Linked DNA regions of Homo sapiens: region 1 is linked to region 2. Evidence: read pairs that join two places in POLR2A ChIA-PET (ENCODE). Cell type or tissue: OCI-LY7. All regions are shown on one strand. Links, peaks and the distances in the headings refer to the core of each region. The heading gives the core; the rest is flanking DNA.

Region 1 (7,673 bases), core at 1,198-6,197, 200 kb before region 2:
GGCTTTTGCAAACAACATAAAACCAAATGACTCTGGGTGCAAAGGCAATCAGTATCAGATAGAAAGGACAAAAAAAAAAAAAAGGCAAAATGAATCCAGAAAAGTAAATAGATCCATTCCCTTTCACTCTTTGTTGTTCAACTGATTCTATTTCTTTTGTATGGAAATTCATTAGAAACATTTTAATATGCATCCCAAAGGCTACCTTTAATTTGCATCCATGTTTAATAGTAGAGCAGTACAGGTGGTGTGGAAAAAGCAACGGAAGTGAAATCAGAATCTGTGGGTTTTTACACAGTCTGCCTCCTCACTGGAGTCTCAGTTTCCTCATCTGCAAAATGGCAATGAAAATGTCTACTCCACAAAATTGTGATTATTAAACATGGTAAAATAAATGAAAATCATTATAAAATACGGAAACATAAAATAAAATATGAAAAACAAATTAAAATAGAACAGTGCCATTCAATAGAAATATGAGGGGAACCACGAACGTGAGCCACATCTGTTATTTTAAATTAAAAAATACAAAGAAGCAAGTGAAATTAATAATATATTTTATTTTGCCCAATTTATCCAAAATATTGTCATTTCAACATGTTAATATAAAATAATTAATAATTGAGGTTTTTTCCTTTTTTTTTTGCACTGTCTGACAGTTGGTGCCTGTTGGACACTCACAGTGCAGCTCCGTTTAGACTAGCCACACTTCAGGTACTAAACGGCCACAGTAGTTAGTGACTATCATAGTGGACAGCACACGCTTAGAACCAAGGTGTATGTTTATTAGATCTAAATAGTATTTTCTATCAGATAAACCCTGTGGGACTTAAGAAGGTTATTTTTTAAATTGATGCATTAAAGAGAGTTTGTGTTTTTATATTTTTGGTATAGTAGTTAATATGTGATCTATAATAAGAATTTAAAATAAAATATTACCTATAACTGATCAGACCATGTATTTATCCAAAATAAAAGCAACCAAAAGTGATGATTACAGGTAACTTTGTAGTTATTTTATTAGGACTTAAATTATATATTAATTTGACATAAAATCTAATAATCTCAAAAAAAACCCTGACATAACTATAAGCACACAAAACAATTCAAACTATAAACAATTCAAACTGGCATTTCTGTAGAGAAGGAAAGGGTCCTGGAGTTGGAATTCCAAGTCTTTAGTAATAAACTACAATTGATAAAGTGTACCTTTCGGCAAAGAAACATGAGGAGAAAACACAATATTTTTCTATATTGCAAAACTTTTCATTTCACAGGACCTGCCATTAGTAAGTCATATTATAGTTTCAATAGCTTTATTTTTTTCTCTCATAAAAATTTATTCTCTAAATAATAGGATAACCACCTATTATGACAATTATATACAGCATCATTTTAATGCATCTTAATGATGCATTGGGGTTAAAATGTCAAATATTATTTACATTATACTCATTAAAATTACACTGAATAGTATATGGTAGGCAAATTCATGTATCTTGAGTTCAAAGAGTAGGATGAAAAATATACAGAAAACATTTCTTCACTGCAAGGTCTTTATGAAAGCTGTCCACAAAGCATAAGGTGCATGTGTGTGCACACATATGTATTTATATATTGAGTATTATGTTCTTGTTTTCTGTGTGTAGAGATGTCCCTGCAACTGGCATATTTTCAGCAATCTTCCTCTGGGCTGACCAGCAGTGCAACACAAGTGGTCAGAAACGATACGAGAGTAAAATGTAGTATGAGAAAGGCGATGGCTACTTCATTTCAAATCTGACAAGGACTATTTAGTTACCTACTACGACTTCCACATTACAAAGGGTTATTAAATTCTTAATGACTGAAAGAAACTTTTTGGACTTTGATTTTTTATTTACTTGTATTCAGAAGATGGCACTCCTACAATACAGGCCCTCAAACACTTTGTCAGCTCACTCGGCCAAAAGTGATACATAAAGAAAAAGTGCCATAGCAGACTCGTTAATTCTTCGTTCAGGGAGCCACCTATGTGTGTGTCTCTGCAGTCTCCTCACTAAGAACTTGCCTCACCCAGCCCTGCTCAGGCTTAAGATCAGCAATGGGTTCACACTACAAATCCATAAAGCTTCAAAAGACAGGGTTTAGGTTTATATCATCATATTTATATTCACTTAAACTCTTCCAAGGAAGAATCTATTCCATCATTAGGGCATGCATTTCCTAAACATTAACATTTGTTAAAATGCTGACACCCCCCATAGCCACTGATACCAAATGCAAACACAATGGCAAACACTGTACAATTTTAAACACTTGGCCAAACTTCAGAAGTAAAACAACCCACTGTAGTAAGAAAGACTCACATCTGGCATTTCTGTAGAGAAGGAAAGGGTCCTGGAGTTGGAAATCCAAGTCTTTAGTAATAGGTTCTGTCCTATTTTCCATGCTCAGCCTATTCATAATGGTGAATCCATGCTTTGGAGAAGCAGACCTAAAAATCACAAGGAGTCAGGGGGAAATCAATAGACAAATTGCTTAGTATGCTATATTTTCAGTATAAGTACATTCTGATGTGTCTCTCAACCTTTGTTTGTATATGCAGCTTTATATAAGCAGCCTGTACACGTACTTCTTCACCACTGGCATCATTATGGACTAATTCCCATGTAATGCAGCAGCACTGGCATGATGATTCATTTGGTAAAATTGAGTCATACTTCATTTGTGGTGTGTGTGTGTGTGTGTGTGTGTGTGTGTATACAGATGTTGTTTATTTCTTAACCTAACGTTGTAAATTCCTTTAAGGCAGAGTAACTACTTTTTAAAACATTACTGACTTTTAAAGAATACTTTTTAAAAGTTAAATTAATTAAAGATATTTTAAACAATCTTGGTAGTTAATATTAGAGTGTACATCACAATTATATGAAGAAAATTTTCATAGAAAATTTTAAGTGTTAGTCTGAAATTGAAGCCTGCAAAATCTCTTAGTGATATGAAGCAACTCTGAACAATGAACTTGTGAGGACACAGCCTGAACTAGAAGTTTACATAACAGTGCAAAGGGCAGATACTTTGTTTTCTTCAATGCAAAGCAAACAGCTTCACAGATAAACCACTATAAGTTTTTCTCTATAAAAATGTGACATTTAGTGATGTTTTATTTTCATTTCACTCAATAAACCTTGAATGCCTGCTCTGCCAGGCAGAAAGAATCCAAATTATACTGAGTATAAACTCTAACAACTACATGTGCATTCATCTACCCTTGGGTGACAGCCATATAGTAATTCAACTGCGCAACTTCCGGTGACAAATGAAACACCACATACTTACACACTGAAGCTGAAGCAAGCAGAATTCATTTATTTACTTTAAATGAGGGTGCTAGGGCTGTTATTAACAAACCCACAGAAATGTTATGAGCAACAGGAAGACAAGTTGTTTATGTCTTAGTTTTATTTTACCTCTATTTGATACTGATCAAGGAACACAGCTACATAACCACTACCAGGATTTTCTTCTGAAACCTCCAATTTTAAAATTGATGGGAGGCAATCCTTGCCTAGCTTATTTTACAAAGGGGTAAAGTGGTGGTAAGCATACAATCAATACCAGAAATAATCATGATCATCACTTCAACTTAAATTCAGAGGAAGAATGAAAATGTACTCCCAAAGAGCTCTGTTAGGGGTCTTCTGGAACTGTCAAGTTCAGAAATCACCAGTGGGTGTCTCTATGAACTCTCTATTACAGAAAGGAAGGCATGGGAGGAAATAAATGATTTTTTAAATGGGATTAAGTGTTTTCATACAAGAATGAGAATTTGATTCTGCATGTATTTCATTATCACAACAGGATCTCACCTCTTTAATAGTACAGCTACTATAGCATCTCATAATTTAGAAAATAGGCCCAGGGGATAAATGTGCCAACTGCTCTAAAGCAACTTCTGTAAGAGAAGTCAAAATAAATCACTGCCAGCTCCATTCCCTGTAACAAGCCTCCCACCCCCCACCCACCATGAGTTTTACATGCTTTTTGTAATTCGCTACTGAAGAAAGCCTTCAACATTCTAGGATCTGGGAGGTTTTTGTTTTGCAGGGGATAAGGGAGGCATCCCATTCTTGAGGAGTTAGATTTGGAGAAAAGACTAAAAAACAGCAAAGGATTTTTTTCTCAATTTAATGTTTTGTTTAATTGAGAGTTCCATTAGAGACTTAGAGTATAGTAAGAAATCCTTGAAAATACAAACTTATATTTGGTCTGGATGTACAAAAGAAAATATTTGTATGATTTGTTCCTCTTCCATAGTTAAAAAAAAACCCTACTAAAAATTCCCCAAATCAATCATTAATACTTACTAATACATCTTTTCTGTCACTTCTCCAAAGAATCATAATGCGTGTTGTGAGAGATGAGTGAGAACGCACCCTGTGTGCATGGCACATAGTACAGTGCAACCCTATGGCTTTTGTTGTAAACTTCAGAATCCTCAAGAGTGCTCATACTCTACCCAATAAACTTGCCTGGGGGCATGCTCTGGTGCTCTGGATGTTTGGGAGCATAATGTAGACTCATATACCAACGGTTCTTGGGTACTCCACTGCTCTTCTGAGACTGTGAAGAACCTGACCTCCTTGTCACCAAGTGTGCTGGCCTTGCCTCCCATTCCTTCCTTCCACCTCCCATTGTTGCCTCCACTGGAACAGACCTTCCTCCCCTGCAGCTGAGCTCCCTCCTGCCCAGCATACACAGACCTCCATCATGCCCACACTTTGCCCCAAATGGGCCTCTCTGTGCTGTTCTAGTCCTGCTTTTATCTTTCCAGCTGACTCATCTGTATCCTTGCTGGCCCTCAAACCTAACCATAAACCCTCATCGGTTCCTCTTTATACTCACTCCTTCAGGGAACAGCTTTTATTTCATGGTTTCAACTACCAAATTACTTCAGACAACTCTAAACCATCTCCAGCCCTGCCCTTACTCTGAGGGGCTGGCCACCTCCACCCAAGTGTCCTGCTACCAGTTCCAAATCATTACTTCAAAGTAAAATGAGGGCTGATCCTCAAGCCACATTCTTGACCTCCTGTCTTTCTTTTCCACCAATGCTTCTGTCATTCTCAATCTTCCATGTTCAAAATATTGTCATTTTTAAAATTTCACCATTGCAATACCCTTTCCATTTCAATTTCTATTATTCTAATCCCAACTCTCATCATTTCATATCTACCCCACTGCAATAATCTTCTCACTGTCCTGACTCCAATTTCTTCCAGAACTAGTGCGTCCCCATGAAGTGAATACACTGACTTTCCCCATACATTTTCTCTATTACTCTCCTGTTCATAAGCCTTCAATAACTTCCTACTGCTAAGAAAATAATCTCAAAATCCAGAGTCTGCCATTCCAAGCTAGCAAATCTCTTTACACTTGCTAACTACTATAAACCAGTATAAGCCCTCTGCACCACATCTCCCTCACTGTCCCTTTAACACACCAGGTTCTCCGCCCCTGCTTTTGCCATTCTTCCTGTTGAGACTGCCTTCCCTCTCCTCTATGCAAGCTAAGTTCCACCATATTCCTGAGGCCCAATTCAAGACACATCACTCTATAAAGCAGGGGTGTCCAATCTTTTGGCCTTCCTGGGACACCTTGGAAAGGGAAGAATTGTCTTGGGCCACACATAAAATACACTAATAATAGCTGATGAGCTAAAAAAAAAAAAAAAAAAAAAAAAAAAAAAAAAAAAAAACAACAAACTCTTCTAATGTTTTAAAGAAGTTTACGAATTTCTGTCAGGCTACATTCAAAGCCATCTTGGGCCACGTGTCCTATGGGCCGTGGGTTGGACAAGCTTGCGATAAAGCCTTCCATGATCACAGCAGCCCATTCATTGCTCAGAATCTATCCACTGGCACTTAGGATACTCTATCCTGTATTGTGGCTTACCATAAACATGAATATATGTGGAAAGAAAATACACTTGTGTGTGTGTATTTCCTGTCTCCCCAGTGAAACAGATACCCCTAGAAAGGTTTATATTAGGTCTTTTAATTTCATCTTTGTACCCTCATTGAAGGTGATGACCTTTGGCTATGACATTTTATGTGAATGTTTATGTGAATGAAAAGTTTATTTATTGAGCCAATATACATAATGTATGTCTCTATATGCACTCGTAATTTGATATTAATATCTGATAACAAGAAATGACTAAAAACATGAGTTTATTAAATCTATCCTGAAACATATTCTATTGACTAGACAATGGAGGACTGAAAGACATCTTCAATTTTGGATCATGCTTTTTTAAAGAGTCAGGGGTGGGAGAAAAGTGATCAACAGCCAGGTGCGGTGGCTCACGCCTGTAATCCCAGCACTTTAGGAGGCCAAGGCGGGTGGATCACGAGGTCAGGAGTTTGAGACCAGCCTGACCAACATGGTGAAACCTCCGTTGCTACTAAAAATTAGCTGGGCGTGGTGGCGCATGCCTGTAATCCCAGCTACTCAGAAGGCTGAGGCAGGAGAATCACTTGAACTCAGGAGGCAGAGGTTGCAGCAAGCCAAGAGCTGTGATCGTGCCACTGCACTCCAGCCTTGGTGACAGAGCGAGACTCCATCTCAAAAAAAAGAAAAATGATCAATGAAACCCTTTTCCAAATATTAACTGAACAATCTAGTATTTCTGATAGTGTTCTTCTAGCTCCTTGCCAATGCATTATATTCAAGAACTTTGTGCCATTCACTTGAATCAAAGAATATTTAATCTATTTTAAACAGTGCCCAGTCAATGATTTAAGTTCATCTACATTGAAGTTTAAATTATATTCTGAAATTAGTATTCATCACGATATACCAGGTGACATTATTTGGTATTCCCTTCTTCGTGTCAACTAATAATTTCAAAACTGAGATTTAATTCTTTTACTTCTTTTTGAAATAAAACTGCATGCACTTGAAGAAGAGTGACACAACGGAGCTAAAATATTATTTTGAAGATTAGTTTCTTTATAAAAGTGAAACACTCTTACCTTGTATAAACAAATAAGGTTCCTTCCACATCAGTTTTCTCCTAAACAATAAAAACAAAACACACAAGACATGTATGTTCTCTTCAATTCACAAAGGTATAAAACAAATTCTCATAGAATAGGAATTATATATAACTTCAATGGGCCAAATATACCCAACATGAGGAGTTATTCTCAGGAAAAGGAGAAAGCAAGTTCTATGTCATCATTGTGCCTCTGCAGATTAGGCAGCAGGAAGCAGTCTTTCTTTTGTCATTTATAAAACAAATCATCATTATCTCTCTTTACCAAATACAGGGATAGCAGCATACCCTTAGCTGAAACAATGAGAAAATAAGTGTGCTATGCGGATTTAATTAGAAAGAAGAGTGCTGCCTTTTTCTCCTTCCACCACACTGGGTATAGAGAAAGCTGCAGACATCACTGGTGTCTGCATTTCACTATCCTTCATTTTGTTTTCTGGGTTCATTTTCTCCTGCCATATCCAGTGACTTAGGAGAGCAGATGATCTGTCAATAACTTTACTTTGACTGCTAGACAGAGAGGGCAATGATGCCACAGAGTTCTCAGATGAATCAATCACCTACTTAGTGTAGTATATTTACAGTCAAGGTCTGACCCGAGATCACTGAAGTAAAGTTACACAAGTATTAC
Region 2 (7,673 bases), core at 1,081-6,080:
CTGTGTGGGGACTGAAGCTGGGCGCTGGCTGCTGCGCGAGATGAGGGGGCCAGGTCCAGCTTCCAAAGGGCAGCTTCCAGGCAGAGGGCTGCTAACTGGCTGGAAAACTATCAGCGTGTGGAGTGGAAACCTGTAGGGGCAGGGAAACCAAGGAACATTTGGCCATCTTCCGCCATTGTGATTTACCTGCCATAAGAGAAGCTAAAGTAAAACAGCATGAAGTTGTGGCCAGCCCCATTAAAATAACGTGCTCATTAAGGGCTCTTACAACTAGTGATATTTAAAGAAGAAAGAAAAAAACTCACAAAAGTACTTGAGGCAATTATCTACAGCAAAAGAAGATGCAGATCCCTTGAGATCACTGACGCAAGAGAACAAAGGAGGTCCCAAAAGAGGCTGCCTGTGATCCAGGTGAGAGCCGAAACCTTCAAGGCTGGGTACCAGTGCTTCTTACACCTGAGTGAAGCATCTTGGGACATGCCTTGTGGTTCAACGTTAAAGGAATAGCACAGCCAACCAGAACCTGCTCTTTGTTAATGGAATGGAATCCTCTTTCTGCACTAAAAATGAGATGATGTGAAATCCTTTAAAATTTATTGGAAGGAGGGAGGGCTTTTTGTGCATGATGCGTTACCAGGAAATGACACTGTCTCTCTCCTTATTGCCTAATTAGCAATGTTGTACTTCTGTGTGAAATGGCGTGTTTAAACATTGCCAATCGATTTAAACAAAAGATTTCAAAATACTGTAGGATGGAGCACAGTGAAAAATTCCTTGCCAGCCAGCGTTCTCCCAGGTAAGGTTTTTGTCATTCAAGGTGTGGCTGCACAGCAGGGAAGGCTTTGCTCATCCCCGCCCCGCAGTGCCCCATTCCCTCCATCAGCCGTTTATCTAGCATTGGGTCTGGTTTTCTGTTTTTTGTTGTTTGTTTGTTTTAATTTTTTCAGGGTATCGTAGACGTGTTGGGTTCCACTAGGCCCTGCCAGCCATTCACTTATTTATTCATTACGCACTCAATGAAGACATAAGCTGTGCATTCTAGGTGCAAAGGACGTAGAAATGAGTATAATACAGTTCCTTTCCTCAAGGAGGTCAATCCAGTGGGAAAACAGGTGTGTTTGTGGAAAATGGAAATACAGCCGGCAGGCGAGGAGGCTGTAGAGAGAGGAGCACAGTGCTCTGAGTAGCCTGTCTGCTGTAGCAAGTCACCCCCAGCAGCTGGTGGCTTCACAGAGTAAAGGTTAGTTTCTTGTTCACATCACAGCCCAGCTTGGATTGGTGGGGTGGCAAGAAGGGTTATTCAGGGTCTCAGAATACTTCTGCCGACAGGCTGTGCCATCCTCTCAGGCCTTGGAACCCGCCCCCTTTTAAACCCCTGAGTCTGGCTGACAGATAAGGGCCCAAGTCGCACCCATGTTTTAGGGTCTAGGCCTAGAAAGGGTGCCAGTCATTTCCTGCAAGTCCCATTGGCTGGGACTCAGCCTGTGGCCCTGCCTTGTCCAGGGATACTGGGAAGTGTGGTCCAGTGCCGTGCCCAGGAGGAAGAGCAGGTGTGGTGCACGTCAGCCATGTCCCCACTCCACGGAGCAGCCCGTTCACCCTGGGGCGTCAGGAGAGGCTCTGTCAGAGGGGATTTTGCCAGGGAGATGTGGGGTGTGGGGTGCTGGATGTGGGGTCCAGGAGAGCAGGGGCATGAGAAGAGCAGCAACCCAAGCAAGGAAGAGGAAAAGGCCTGGATGTGTCTTCAGATAGAGACAGACTGAAGCGCCGGCCCACACTCACCAGCAGCGTGGCTCTGGGCTTGGTCCTTAGGTGTCCCAGGTGTCTGTCTCCGCACATCTTCCCAGGCCTTCTCCAGCGTACCGGCATCACCTGGGGACTGGCCCTCTGCAGTCACGCTGGCTCCAGGCTCACCGGGAGTCACGTTCTCTGGCTGTGACTTTCCTTTTGCTGTGGATTAACCCAGACATGGGCCTGATGCTTTTTCTTTAATGTATACACACACATACACTCACACATACACACATGGACACATTCACTCACATGCACTCACATGTACTCAAGCATACACACATGCACTCACACACATGCGCTCAGGCACACATGCACTCACAGGCACACATGTAAACAGGCACACACACGCACATGTACTCATACAGGCACACACGTACACCCAGGCACATGCACACATGGTCTCATACAGGCACACACGTACACACAGGCACACACATGCACTCACACACAGGCACACCTCCACAGGCACATACATGCACATGATCTCACGTACACAGGCACACGTATGCACACACACATACACAGGCACACACATGCACTCACACATGTACTCGCATACACAGGCGCACACGTACACACAGGCACACACATGCACACATGGTCTCACACAGGCACACACCTACACATGGACACTCATACACGCACACATGTACTCACAGGCACACGTGTACACGCACGCACACATGTATTCACACACATACGTTCACACATATACACGCACTCACACATACAGGCACACACATACACACTCAGGCACAGACACACACACACACATGCACGCACATGGGCGCGCACACACACACCCCCTCCCTCCCTCTCACGGTTTTTGGTTCAGCCTGCACTCAAGTTTTTGGGAAGATGGAGCTGACATCACAGTAATGTGAATGTTGAATATCTGAAACTTCTGTGCTGAGAAATCCCCTCAGGCCTTTTTGCCAGGTTGGCTGCTGTGTCTTCCTATATTTCTTGCCCTTTCCACCTCTCCCACTTTGCTGCTCCCAAACAACTCTTAACACCCACCGCCCCCTGTTTTTGTTATACAGAGCAGTTCAGCCCTCTCCAGTCCCCACCCCTGAGCTCAGCTCCAAGCCTTCTTCTGCGCGTGGATTCCCGTGCCTGCGGACTCACAGCAGGCCGGGCCGGCTCACGTGGGATGGACCCTGTCTCCTTCCACAGGGAGAGGGGCAGTAAAGACGTCCATTTCCCATGCTTTGAAGGATGTCACTGTCTCAGAAGGCAGAAGCTAATTGTGTCGGTTTTAAGTACTTTTTCCTTTTATGTTTAATTTCATTAAAGTTAATTTTCCCTTATGTGAAATGTGAATGCTGCCATCACAACTGGAAAGTTGTCGTGAGAATTAAAGATGATAATGTATGAAAGTGTGTAACACGGTACCTGGCACTCCCCCCACTCTCCCCCTCCTCCACACGGTACCTGGCACTCCCCCCACTCTCCCCCTCCTCCACAGAGCCCTGGAAGACTTGGCGGTGCTGTGATACGTGTAGTGTGTGATGGGGAGCGGTGAGGGACAGCTGGAGAGGGTGCGCTGAGCCAGAGTTTCATGCTGTGTGTTTTTCCGAGGAGGTGGGCCTTTGTCCTCTGCATTCAGAGTCAGAAGAGAGTTCATCAGGTACAAATGGGAAGAGAACCTTTTAAACAGCTGTCTGTTTGAGCAGATTTCCCCACCTCGGATTCAAGATGTCATTCCATGTAGGTTTGCATTTGCAGGGTACACCCAGGAGAAGCTGTTAGTTGCTGTGATTCCACACCTGGAGTGAGGGGAGAACATCATGGTTTCCTGCCAGGTGTGCTGGGGCTTACTGGCCCTGCCAGGAACATCTGGTTGAAACTTGTCACGTCAAGGCCGGGTGCAGAGGCCCATGCCTGAAATTCCAGCACTTTGGGAGGCTGAGGCGGGTGGATCACTTGAACCCAGGAGTTTGAGATCAGCCTGGGAAACATGGCGAAACCCTGTCTCTACAAAAAGTACAAAAATTAGCCAGACCTGGTGGCACATACCTGTCATCCCAGCTACTTGGGAGGCTGAGGTGAGAGGATGGCTTGAGCCCAGGAGGCAGAGGTGGCAGTGAGCTGAGATTGCACCATTGAACTCCAGCCTGGGCAATCGAGCTAGACCCTGTCTCAAAAAAAAACAAAAAACAAAAAACTTGTAAAGGTTCCATGCACTCCTTCCCTGTAGAGGCTGGTGTTGAGAGCTCGCCACCTTTCCTTCTGTTTAGAGGTAGGAAGAGAACTCAGGCAAGCGATGAGCAAGCCGTCTGAATTGAGCAAGGGCCTTGGGTTGGAACCCTTCTCTCCCCTGCTTTCCTGGTATCACAGTGCTAGACTGGGCCTCTGCAGCCCACCCAGCCGAGGAGGCCCTTCTCCTACAGCAGCCTTGACAGGTCTGTCTGGCCTCTGCCCTGACACCTCCAGGGCTGGCCATCTATGTGGGGAAGATTATGATTGGAAGGAAGGTTTTTCTTAGAGCTGCCAGTCTTTATTTTCTACCTGCTGCTCTTCATTTTGTCCTCAGAGGAGGAACGTGTCCTCTCTTCCCTAGGACGTCTGTCTTGGTATTGAAGACAGTGCTTCTGTGCTTCTTACTTATCTTCCTTGAGGTTAGCCATCCTTGTCTCTGCACCCTCTCCCTCAGTCCTGGCCACTCCCATGTGAACCTCAGTGTTTATTCCTGACCCAGGATACCTCAGCTCCAACTGGACCCCAGGCAGTAAGAGGCTTCCTCTTAGAGTCAGCGGATTCCCACTGATGCAGCCCAAGATTACCTGCCCCGTCCTCCTCCTCCTGCTCCTCCTCTGGCTCCTCCCACTCTCCCTCCTCCTCCTAGTGCTTCTCCTCCTGTTCCTCTCCTCTTCTTCCCCTCCTGCTCCCCCCTGTGTTCCTCCTCCTCCTTCTACTCCTTTTGTTCCTCCTCCACTGCCTCCTCCTCCTCCTCCTCCTCCTCCTGCTCCTATCCCTCCTCCTCCTACACCTCCTCTGCCTCCTCCCGTTCCTCCTCCTCTGTGCTCTTCCTCCCTCTCCTCCTCCTCCCTGCTCTTCCCCTTCCCCTTCCTGCTCCCCCTCCTCTTCCTGATTGTCCCCTCTTCCCCCTCCTCTGAGCAGCCATATTACATAGCTTACTCACGTTGACCTTGTGCTGCTGGTGAGCTTTGTTTCTCCCTTTCTGTTCATGTACTGTTCTTTCTCTTGGATATTTTCTGCCAAATGTTTTTCATTGATGACTTTGCTCTTGGGTCTCCTTGCCTATCTTCCTTCCTTCCCCCTTCCTGCTCTGTGACATTCTTGTTTACATACCCTCTCCACTGTGAGCCTGGTATTTCAGTGACTGGAGAAGTTTTGGGCCTTATCTGAGCTGCTTTCCTTGTTATCACTTATGTTCCAGCAGCTCGATCCATCTTCCCATGCAGGAACGTTTCTCCCCAAAGTCCTGACCCTGCCGTGGAGCACCTGAGGGGAGGAGTCACTGGGTTTCTGGCCTCAGAGGAGCACAGTGTTCCCCAGGACTTACCCTGCATCCGTATTGGAATATCTGAAAATTTCATCACTGTTGAAAATAGGAATGTTTTCTGATCTAAGGTCTTCTGAGGACATTGGGGACACTTTATTCCCAAGAGCAAACACTGACTAGGATGTCTTTTTGGCTATGATGGGATCTGGTAGAAAGTTTCAAGCTACTAAAATAGGGAATGTATTCTAATGTTGTCTTGAAAATGAATCAAATACACTTCCCTGAATGAAAGAAGAGATGTGTGTGTGTGTGTATTTAAATCACCGATAGCAGCAGTGATGATGGTGACAGTCACCCATGCCGTGCCTGGCACCTTGCTAAGTGCCTGCACACATTGTCAGTTGGTCCAGGCGGTAAGTCATGAGGAGTGGGTTTTAGTGTCCCAAAGCCTCAGGGAGGTTAAGGCATGTCCTGATCACAGCTGGAGGACCTCACCACGCCCCTCCCTGTGGAAGGAGGGATTCTTCCGCAGGAAATGGAGTTTTCCCACAGAACACAGGACAGGCAGGGAGGAACTCACTGGGGCTCATGGCTGTGCTACTGCTACTACCACTGGGCAAATCTCTGGGCCTCAGTTTCTCCTGTAGTAAAGTGGCAGGATTGAATTGGATGCACTTAAGTAGGTTTCCAGCTCTAAAGATCTATGATTTGTTGTTTCCCTTATTTCAGTGACAAGTTCCTTTGGAAAACATTGCTGTCACAAGAAAAAATGCCATCATCAAAATGTCTTCTGATGTTGGACAAACTGAATGGGGGTTAGGAAACCACTTCTGTAGGAAGCAGGGGTAGGGATGAAGGCAAGGAGGACAGATGGATGAGCATCCTAAACAGAATAGGGAAATAATTTTAGAACTGATTTTTCAGGGAGTCGCAAGATTATATTACTCTAGCTCTCGCTCTGCACCTGGAATTCGACAGTGCTTAGGATAGGGAATGTCGAAACCGGGAAGGGGCTTCCCCTCAGCCCCAAACTCAGAATTCGTATGTCAGATCTGGAAAGGGACCACAGTGACCACTTAGTCCACTCCTTCATTTTATGTCAGCATCCCTGGAGATCCCAGCCTTTGGGAGAAAAAGACTCCTGAGGCCACGTGGTCCGAGCTCCTGGAGCATCGCTGGCAGAGGAGTGTTCAGATCAGATGGTCCCCAGCCTGTGCACCAAGTGTACCATCCCTGCTAAGTAGATCTTAGTGGAGCAGGGCTTACTTCAGGGATGTGGAGCTTATTGGGATCCTTCAGCCTCTCTTCCAATAACTTCTGCTTTAGAGATTATGATGTAACTGATGAGAACTGTCTTGAGACTTCCTTTTGTACTTAAAGTGGATGGGGCAGGCTGGTTTAGGGCAGTGTACCTGGGGCAAGGAGTCTGGGGTCCTTCTGTTGGTTTAGGAAGCTCCTCTTGTCTGTCTGGCCTGGATACTTGTGATTTGCCAGCTTAGTCTAACAGTTAACCACCTCTTAGTGGGAAGTAATGAATCCAGGATTCTCTGCTACGCTCAGGTGATAAATTGTGATAAAGTCAAGTCAGAATTTCCCAGCTTAGGTGTTGTGAAAGCCCAAATGAGGCCTGATAAGATATTTTGAGTTTTTCACACAGAAGTAATTTATAGATGATTCCCAACTTTTGAACTGCTCTTTTATTTATTATTAAGTTGGTGTTTCAAACTTAGAAAACTGCAAATGGCATTTAGTTTTCCAGGCTGGCCTGTTTAGTGCATAACACAGCTGACACACTATATGGTTGCCATAAATCATAATGGAAAGTAGTATTTTTGCAAATGGATAATGTAGAATTGCAGTTGCAGACTCCCTGAAGGCCTTCAGTGGTTCCAGCCAGCACATGAACACATTTACACTGAAGCGTAAAAGACGGTTGCTTTATGCATCTTTACTCTGCTGTGAGGGCCATGAGGAGCAAGAGGTCACTGGGTGTCTGCAGGCAGTCCCAGGGAAGCAGCGACCAGAGCAGCAGGGTTTAGCCTTCTTATGGTCATGGGTGTGTGCAGCCACACGACCTCCTGAAAAACTGCTCCTGGGCTCTTCAGAACTGCCCCAGACCAAGGGTCCAGAGTTGTTAGGAGCCAGGGGGGCTGGGGAAAGCGAAGCCTCTAGGGCTTCTCAGATTTTGAGGAGGACAGAACCTGTTAGCCACCTGCCTTTTGCTCAGAAAAGGTGGGCTGGAGCTGCCCAGCAAAGTAAATGCAATGCCTACCTCCAGAGCCTGGCTTTCCACGAGGTACAGGCTGGCCCTGAACACCTGCCTCCTTCCAGGTGCTGTGCTGTGCTTTTGAGATCAGGAGTGGAAGCTGGCAGAACCAAGAGAATGCAACACACTGGCCTCCACCTTGGC

What was found. Peaks named below come from ENCODE experiments on the same cell type or tissue, not always from the same donor. Only the 100,000 strongest peaks of a DNase experiment are listed, where the experiment ranks them.
Region 1: POLR2A ChIA-PET joins it to region 2 with 11 read pairs; 2 of 35 experiments call an interaction of 5 or more read pairs at or near these places.

The regions. Positions count from the first base shown.
Region 1 is chr12:1,990,916-1,998,588 of GRCh38, forward strand. It overlaps DCP1B (decapping mRNA 1B), which reads right to left. Exons shown (of 9, transcript NM_152640.5): 2 at 7,020-7,060; 3 at 2,349-2,476. It also overlaps a transcript of CACNA1C not described here. Among named protein-coding and RNA genes, the nearest start is that of DCP1B, 9.7 kb to the right of the region's middle. RefSeq lists a silencer at 2,548-2,842. In OCI-LY7, for the core only: no CTCF peak of the experiment used is centred there; no DNase peak of the experiment used is centred there.
Region 2 is chr12:2,189,517-2,197,189 of GRCh38, forward strand. All of the region lies in intron 3 of CACNA1C (calcium voltage-gated channel subunit alpha1 C), which reads left to right. Among named protein-coding and RNA genes, the nearest start is that of CACNA1C-AS4, 30 kb to the right of the region's middle. RefSeq lists enhancers at 1-94, 1,707-2,274, 2,275-2,844. In OCI-LY7, for the core only: no CTCF peak of the experiment used is centred there; a DNase peak (open chromatin) is centred at 3,575; H3K4me3 peaks cover 185 bases.